Linked DNA regions of Mus musculus: region 1 is linked to region 2. A link is a contact called in ENCODE Hi-C data. All regions are on one chromosome and are shown on one strand. Each heading gives the region's core, a stretch centred on a gene start or an enhancer-like site at or near the end of the contact. The rest is flanking DNA. Distances are from core to core; before and after follow the strand shown.

Region 1 (3,889 bases), core at 1,176-3,675, 150 kb before region 2:
ATTAGCATGGCCATCTTTTCAGAGCCCCGGGTCTTTGCAGCATTCCCATGGAGCACTGATATCTTGAGGAAATAAAAAAAAATTGGATCTTGCTTAGATTTAATGGATCTGAGCGGAACAAGGGATCAGAAGGCTGTCCGGTGCCCCTTCTTGAGAAACTTGGGAGTAGACAGGGCCCTGGAGGTGTTGAATTAAGCCTTCCGAACCTGGATATAAATCCCAGATGCTGGGGCTCAGGTCAAAGGTTAGCCAGAGAAAGTTGAAGGACTGGAAAAATGGGGTGAGGGGAGACCCTGGCAATGAGGTCAACAAAGTGGGGGTGTCAAACCCCACCTTAAGAACCTTTAAATGACCACCCACAGCATACAGACAAGAATGTGGGTATGGCTCTGGGAAAACCCAGCTATTCTAAAGTAAGGACCTTCAGTCAGCCCTGACTTGCAGCAGGCAGAGAGTGAGTGGCCAAAAGAAACCTTTTGATGGCCCGTGGGAAACCTCTAAAACAGTCCAACCCAGAAGGCACCGCACTCCCCAAGGATGTCTGAAGGGATGTGACTCCAGTTGACATCCACTTAACACAGCTCACCCTGTCCAACAGGTTCCTGTCTCCAGGAACTTCCCCATCCTCAGCCCTGAGGATGACTGTGATATAAATGAATTCAAGGAGGATTAAAGGTCACCTGACAAACTTGTCGCTGTGTAGAATAAGGCTGGGCACTCTAGACGTTCCTGTTAGGGCCCAGGCTCCATCAGTTTCAGCTGCTTTGACAAAGTGCCTCAGACTCATTCCCACAGTTCCATAAAAGGAAAACCAAGTCAAGGTGGAGGCGTGGTGTAGGTCTGGGGGGGCTGGGGCTGCCATCTAGGCACACACCTCACACTGCTGTCTTCACACTTGAGTATTCTCCTCTATAGACTGGGATCTGATATAATCCCTGCTAGTCTGAAGACCAAATGTTGCTGGGATGATCCCTGGTGAGTGTTCAGCACACACAGCTCATGAGGTAAGAGGGGAAAGCTGGCTACAATGAGAAGCATAAACATTCATTTTCCACGAAAGGAATTCATATTCAGGCTTGCCATAGACTGACTTGTGTCCCCTTTCCTTCCTGTTGAAACCCTACCCTCTGAAGTGAGCTTTTAAGGTGGAGCCTTAAAGAGGGGACTGGGTCAGTGCCCTTGTGAAGGGCTTGGCTTAGACTCTTTAAAAGAAATAAAAAATTAAAAGACAAAACTTTCGACATTCCATGGCAGTTCTGCTTAGCCCTGGAGTTCAGAGCCATATTCAGAAAGCTAAATAGTTGGCCCCTGCTACCTTGCATCCTCTATCCCAGGAGAAGGCTGGACTTGGGAGGGGACAACATGTTTGACAAGGGTTGAAGGATATCCGAGTGGATACCTCTGGTGATGGGGTGGGTCTCCACTAACTTGGGATCAGATCAGTGGACCTGTTCATGTGGCTGGGCACCTGGCCCACTCTGATAGGTGGGACATAGCGTTCATACTTCTCAGGCAGCCTCATCCAAGCCTGTAAACTGTCACAAACCACAAATACCTCAGTGGGAAACACATGTGCTGGGTATATTAGCGAGGCTCACCTCCTGGGTTGGGGGGCAAAGTAAACAAATGTTTAAACAGATGTTTAAAGCCAGAAAGAAGAGTCCTGTGGCTAGCAGAGAGGGCCATGACCTGGTGCTTTCCTGGCCTTAGACATTTAGAGTAAGACTTTTAGTTTTATTCTAAATCATAGGAAGAATTTCTGGGCTCTTGTTTCAATGTTGATTCCCAGACAGGCTTAGCACCTTGGTTCAGCGGCCAGCCATCTGCATTCTTTGGTGTAATGCCTGCCCACGACACTTAGTTTCTTCCTTATTCATTGGATGAGTCTTACTCCATTAAGGATTTTAATCTTGGTTACAAAACAATGCCACAGGTTCTCCGCCCTTTTCCAAATAGCAGGGACGCTCTGGCTGGCCAGATGATACATATTCTCCTTTATCCAATTCTGGTCTGTGTTGTCAGGGCAACATTTCACATCCCTGGACTTCTGTTTATCTCTGGGCAGGGGCTGGCAACCATTCGGCCCCTCAAAGGATACTGGGTCGAAGATTCAGGTTGAGGCTACCTGGGTCAGGCCTCTCGAGTGGCGCACCGCCGTACTGGGTACGCTCCTGGCCACGGATCAGGACGCACATGGGTCAAAGGTCTCTCCTGCCGGGAAGAAGACCGAGGCTTAGCAGAAAGCTGTGGCCACCGAGGAGGCCAAGATACCTGGCTCAGAAGGGGAAACCGGGAACAGCTGGGATAAATGACATAGGAGCACAAGTCCAGGGTCCACGCTGGAGCCCCGCCCATCAGGGCCCGCCCTCATTCTGACCTCTCAGCACCTCCCGGCTCTGCCAGGGCCCGCCCTCCTCTGAAGTCATTGGTTGGCTCTTAGTCCCCGCCCCCGGAAGACCTGCTTTTTGCAGCCAATCGGCGGGCGCGGTGGCGGTGAAGCCTGGGAGCGAGGTACCCGAACCTGGAGCAGGGTCTGCTGGGTTGACTTGGGGGGCCAGGGCTTCTGGCCCTGTCACTGTGGGCTCAGTGGAGGGCTGCCAATCCAGGGCCAGTGCCTGTGTCCACAGAGGGCTGGTGCCGGCTTGCGGGAGTGGCAGGATGTGTATTCTTTGGAAAGTTGGGGCCGGGCCTGTTTAGGCCCAGGGGCGGGGACGTCTGAAATTTGTTTTGTCTCCTGCTTAATGACAGCCCACCTGTCATTGGAGGGAAACTGAGGCCTCTTTTGGCCGCCCCGGGTGCCAGGGGCTCAGAATTTGAGACCAGAGGGAGATACCTGAGGTTGGCTGTTCCCTTAAAGGGCCATGCAGAAGGGACCGCCAGGAATGCCTGGAGTCTCATTCCAGCCATTTGGAAGGGAAAGGTTGGTTGTGGCTCTGGCGTTTGACTCCAGGTGGCAATAAGGGGACCGTGGGGGTGAAATGAGTCCAGAATGACTGTGAGAAACGGACAAATTGAAATTTGATAGGTTTTTCCATTGCTCATCAATTAGGTCACGTCAGCCAGGGTCAAAATAAGAGAACTATGGTTGTTCCCAGCTTCTGTCCTTTCCCCTGAAGACACCTTGGGATGCCTAATGAGGTTTTTGTCCAAAGATTCTAAGTGTAAGATTCTCAGTGTCAGAGAGCTGAGAACAGTTGTCACCTCACACAGTGCTGAGACACAGTGGTTTCTTCTGTGGGCTAGGGGAAGCACAGCTGGGGGTGGGGAAGAAGGGTGGGGAATCTTTTTTGCACACAGTAAGCACTTAGGGAAAGTATGATCTTATTCTGTGTCAGTATCAGGTGGACAGGTGTGAGGATGTCCTTCTGTCCTGATGCTGTTTGTTTGATATTGGCAATATTAGGAAGTTACTAACGAGACAGTCCTCTTTAGGAAGCCAGAGGAAAATGAATAGCATTTGTGTGGAATTAACTCCAGGTCTGATTTTCAGTTAAGAGAAAATGAGGCAGAAGGAAGTGTTAGCCAAGAGCTTCCAAGGTCCAGCTGCTGTCTGCAGGACTCCAAACAGCCACGTTTACATGTTCAACAATGGCAGCGGGGACTCTGGGGACTCCTCTGAGGAAGAGTCACATCAGGTGGTGTTACGACCCCGGGGCAAGGAGCACCAGAAGAACAGCAGCCAACGGCCAGGAGCAGGCACCATGGTTCTGCTGCAGCGGGAGCTGGCTCAGGAAGACAGCCTCAACAAGCTGGCTCTCCAGTATGGCTGCAAAGTAAGCTGACCTCAGTCCCTCTGCCCTCCAGGGTTGAGAGAGGCACGGGGGGGGGGGAGGGGGTCCACTATAGGCGGGGGTCACTATAGGACCTTCCTGACCCCCATAGGCGACTA
Region 2 (3,564 bases), core at 901-3,400:
TTTACCTGTTGTGAAAACATAAAAACTATATAGAGAATTAAATTATTCTCAAGGCATAATTCAACATGCTGACATTACAATCATTTTTAAGCCTCAGAAAGCTATCCCTTTCTCTGATCACTAGCTCTTCAATTTAAAATCTTATAGGATGAGTTAAGTGCAATTTTACCTTCATGAAAGACTATGATCTTATGTGTAGCAACAGTATGAACTGAAGGAAATGGGTAAGTACAGTTGAATTTAGAGATCACCATTCTTCACAAACACTGTTTTAATACATGAATATCTCAGGAAACCTTCTTACAACAAGAATTATTAATATATAGTCTGTAAGCAAGCAAATAGCCTGTTTAAGCTTTTCAAAGTGTTTTCACGATTTTAACATTATCCTCTCAACTTTTGTAACAAGAATTAAAGTAAAAGTAATTCCAACTCAATTAATGGACAACAAATACTAATTGTATTGTCTTATACAACATACAGATATGTCTCAGTAAACATTCCATTTGTATAATATTACATTTACTATAATTTAAATCATCTTTAAGGGAACATGTCTCCCTAAAAGTTGCCGTTTACAAGACAAAATAGAGATCTCCAAAAATACACAAAAACAAAACTAAAGTGTATATACAAATGTCATAAAAGCATTGTTACTTCATCCTCATTTCCTAAATTCACAGGAAAAGAAATGTCATTTTAGTGTGTTTTAAAACACACACACACACACACACTACTTTGTTTACCTTTTCCTCAGACTGTCCAAGTACTGCCAAGGTAACATAGATTTTAAAACTGACAACTAGACTACTTAGCAGTTGCCAAAACAACGCAGCTGGATTCTTAAAGGGAAAGTACTCTTGTGTAATATACACCTAATTACTGCTTTACAGAACCTCACTGTCATACAGTAATGGATGTTTCAAGAAAGACATAAGAGAAACACGATGCGCTGCGCTACAAACTTGAAAACTGTTATACAATATTAGTTTTAAAATAGTTGTCAACACATCGCAGCAGGTCTTTCTAATTTCAATTTCTGGAATCCCAATTTCACAGTAAACATACAGGTTAGCGCGACGGTGTAGTCAGTCTACACTCCGTTGCCTTCTGGATCATGATGACAGGGGCTTCAGAGCTCAGGGACCTATTTAAGGTCCGAGTGAGCAAGAATTTGATAGTTACACTTTTCCAGGGGGAGGGGGGAAATGCTAATTCAGAAAACGCTCACCTTTCCCAAACTTGTCTGCAATATCACTGATCTTTAATCCTCAACCGCCCAAAAACAGATGACATCGAACCCAAAGGCAAAGTTTCCATCTCACCCTGAGACCTAAGGCGGGATCTACCCGATTGCAAGGAGCGGGTCCCTTCTGCAGCCCCGACTCCCAAGACCTTTTCCCCGCACCCGCAGGTGCTCGAACCCGGCCACCGCCCGGGCCAGGTCCAGACACACAACCTAACGCCGATATCCCCACGGGAGAGTTCGACCCCCTACCTCCCGCCCCAGTGAACCAACCTTCCCCCCGAAGCAGAAGTGGGGGAACTTTAAGTGCGACCACAGGGCCGGACGCCCCCCGCACTGGCGGTTTACGGAGCGGGGAGACCCCGAGATCCGCGACGCTGGAGGAATGGACCGAGTGGCTCCGCGGCCCCCTGGGAACTCCGTCAACTTTCAGGGAGGAGCGGGGCGGCGCGGCTGGGGGCCCCAGAGGTGGCGCGCACAGGGAGGCGGCTCGCGACAGTCCCCCCCGCGGGCCCCCGCCGCCGCGCCCGCAGCCCCCCGGGCTCGCCCCAGGGCACCCCGCCCCCACCGCACGGGGCCGCGCCCCTCCGCTCTCCCGAGGGCCCGGCCGCCCCACGCCCAGCCTCGCCCCGGCGCCCGGAGCCGCGCGGGCACCCCTCCTCGGCCTCGCAGCCCCTCCGTGGTAGTGCCCCCCACTCCCAGCGCGGCCCGACCCCCTTCCCAGCCGCCGCCACATCCCCGCCGCCCGCGGCCCCTCACCGAGTCTCCGCTACTGCCGGCGGGCGCGCACACGCCGCAGCCCCGGCCCGGCCCGCCACAGCACTCCGCGCCGCCCGGAGCCGCCTCCTTCAGCCCGGGACTCGCCGGGACATCCGCGCACGGATCCCCACACCGGGGCTATTTTTAGGAGTCAGGCCTCGGCCAGGCCGGAACTCGTTCTTCGCGGCGCGCGTGCGCACTGCGAGGACGTCTTGGTGTCCCTCCGCGGGCCTCGCCTCTCCCTTCCTCTCGGCTTCCTCTCTTTCTTCTCTCCCGGGCTCTCCTTTTAGGGTATATTTCTGCTCTCGGTGGGTCCTGAAGGGTTTGTCATGGACAAGACGAGGGACTAGTCAGAGAGAGCCGCGCCTTCTCAACAGCTAGCGCTGTGGCACAAGGACAAGAGGGGCGGACTATGTTTTTCCGGGTGGGTGAGGCGACAGATCACCCGGCACAGGAAGGAGATGACGGCTGCTTGGCGCCGGGGCTGCAGCCTGGAGCGCGCTTCCCTCTTTGAAGGACCGTGTTCTCCTGGAAGGGATACTGGTCACTTGATGAGGGCCTGGGCGTGGCGGGCCGGTGGCGTCGCGCCCCCGCCGCCTCCTGGTCCAGCCCGGGCCCACGGCTCCGGTGACGCGGCGCGTGACTAGTCCCCGCGCTTGGTCCGTGACCACAGCCGAGAGGCCCGACCCGGCGGGACGGCCCAGACGCCCTGTGCGGTGCTCGGGACCGAGGCCAGCTCCCCGCCCTCGTGTGCGCCGGGCCTGCCCAAACCTCGGCTCGCCACGCCCTCACTGTGGTCGGGGCCACACCTGTGTCCAGGCCTGGACAGCTGCTGGGTCACCCCCGCCGGGCCAGCAGTTGGATGCTGTCCCTGGCCACCCAATCCCAGCAGGGGCTTGGAAAGCAGAAACACCTTGAGAATGAGGCAACCTGCCTATTTGGGCTACTAATACTAGCTAGTATGGATTAGTGGTAAACTGTATCTCACTTAGTACTCACATCGCAGTGAAGTTCACCTCATTTTCTGTTCCCATTCGGCAGATAAGAAAGGAAAACTGAGAACCACTCTGACCACGCAGGGTCACACAGCGTCAGAGAAGGGCCATAAGGATCTGAATTCCTAACTACTCGACGAACTGATTTTTCTGAGGGGAAAAGATGTCTTTGAGACAGCACTTGTATTTTGTTAACTTACTGATTTTGTCCAGAGAAGGCTTATGGGGGTGACTCTCTGCTGGTCCTCACCCCCAAAAGTTGCTACCGCTGTAGAGGTAATAAGAATGTGATGGCTGGTATCCGAACCCAGAGCTGCCCATGCAATGGGCACAAACCCTCATTCGAAAATGAGAGGCTCAATTCTGTGGTTAGGGCTTTAAAACAAGTCTTTGGGGGTGGGTGAGCAGATGTGCGGAGGAACTGGGAAGTTACAAAGGAAGCTGGAGGCTCTCTGGCTTCCTCCCTCAAGGACAACAAGGCAATGTGCTGGAGAGAGGCTGACACAAAGGCAGTACAGAGATACGAGATTACCAGACACTGGAAAATAAGCCCAGGGCTTCTAC

What was found. Hi-C counts contacts between places; a loop is a spot of excess contacts on that map.
Region 1: a loop to region 2 is called in a map of heart, with 2.7 times the contacts of the local background. The contact joins the promoter of Lysmd4 here to the promoter of Mef2a in region 2. A Hi-C loop is called at or near these places in 2 of 37 maps with a recorded cell type or tissue (heart and left cerebral cortex).

What each region holds. Positions count from the first base shown.
Region 1 is chr7:67,220,119-67,224,007 of GRCm38, forward strand. It overlaps Lysmd4 (LysM, putative peptidoglycan-binding, domain containing 4), which reads left to right and starts at 2,426. Exons shown (of 3, transcript NM_175215.4): 1 at 2,426-2,511; 2 at 3,491-3,773. The coding sequence starts at 3,501. 1700112J16Rik (RIKEN cDNA 1700112J16 gene) reads right to left here and starts at 2,340. Exons shown (of 3, transcript NR_131044.1): 1 at 2,126-2,340; 2 at 1-62.
Region 2 is chr7:67,370,708-67,374,271 of GRCm38, forward strand. It overlaps Mef2a (myocyte enhancer factor 2A), which reads right to left and starts at 2,151. Exons shown (of 11, transcript NM_001291195.1): 1 at 2,006-2,151.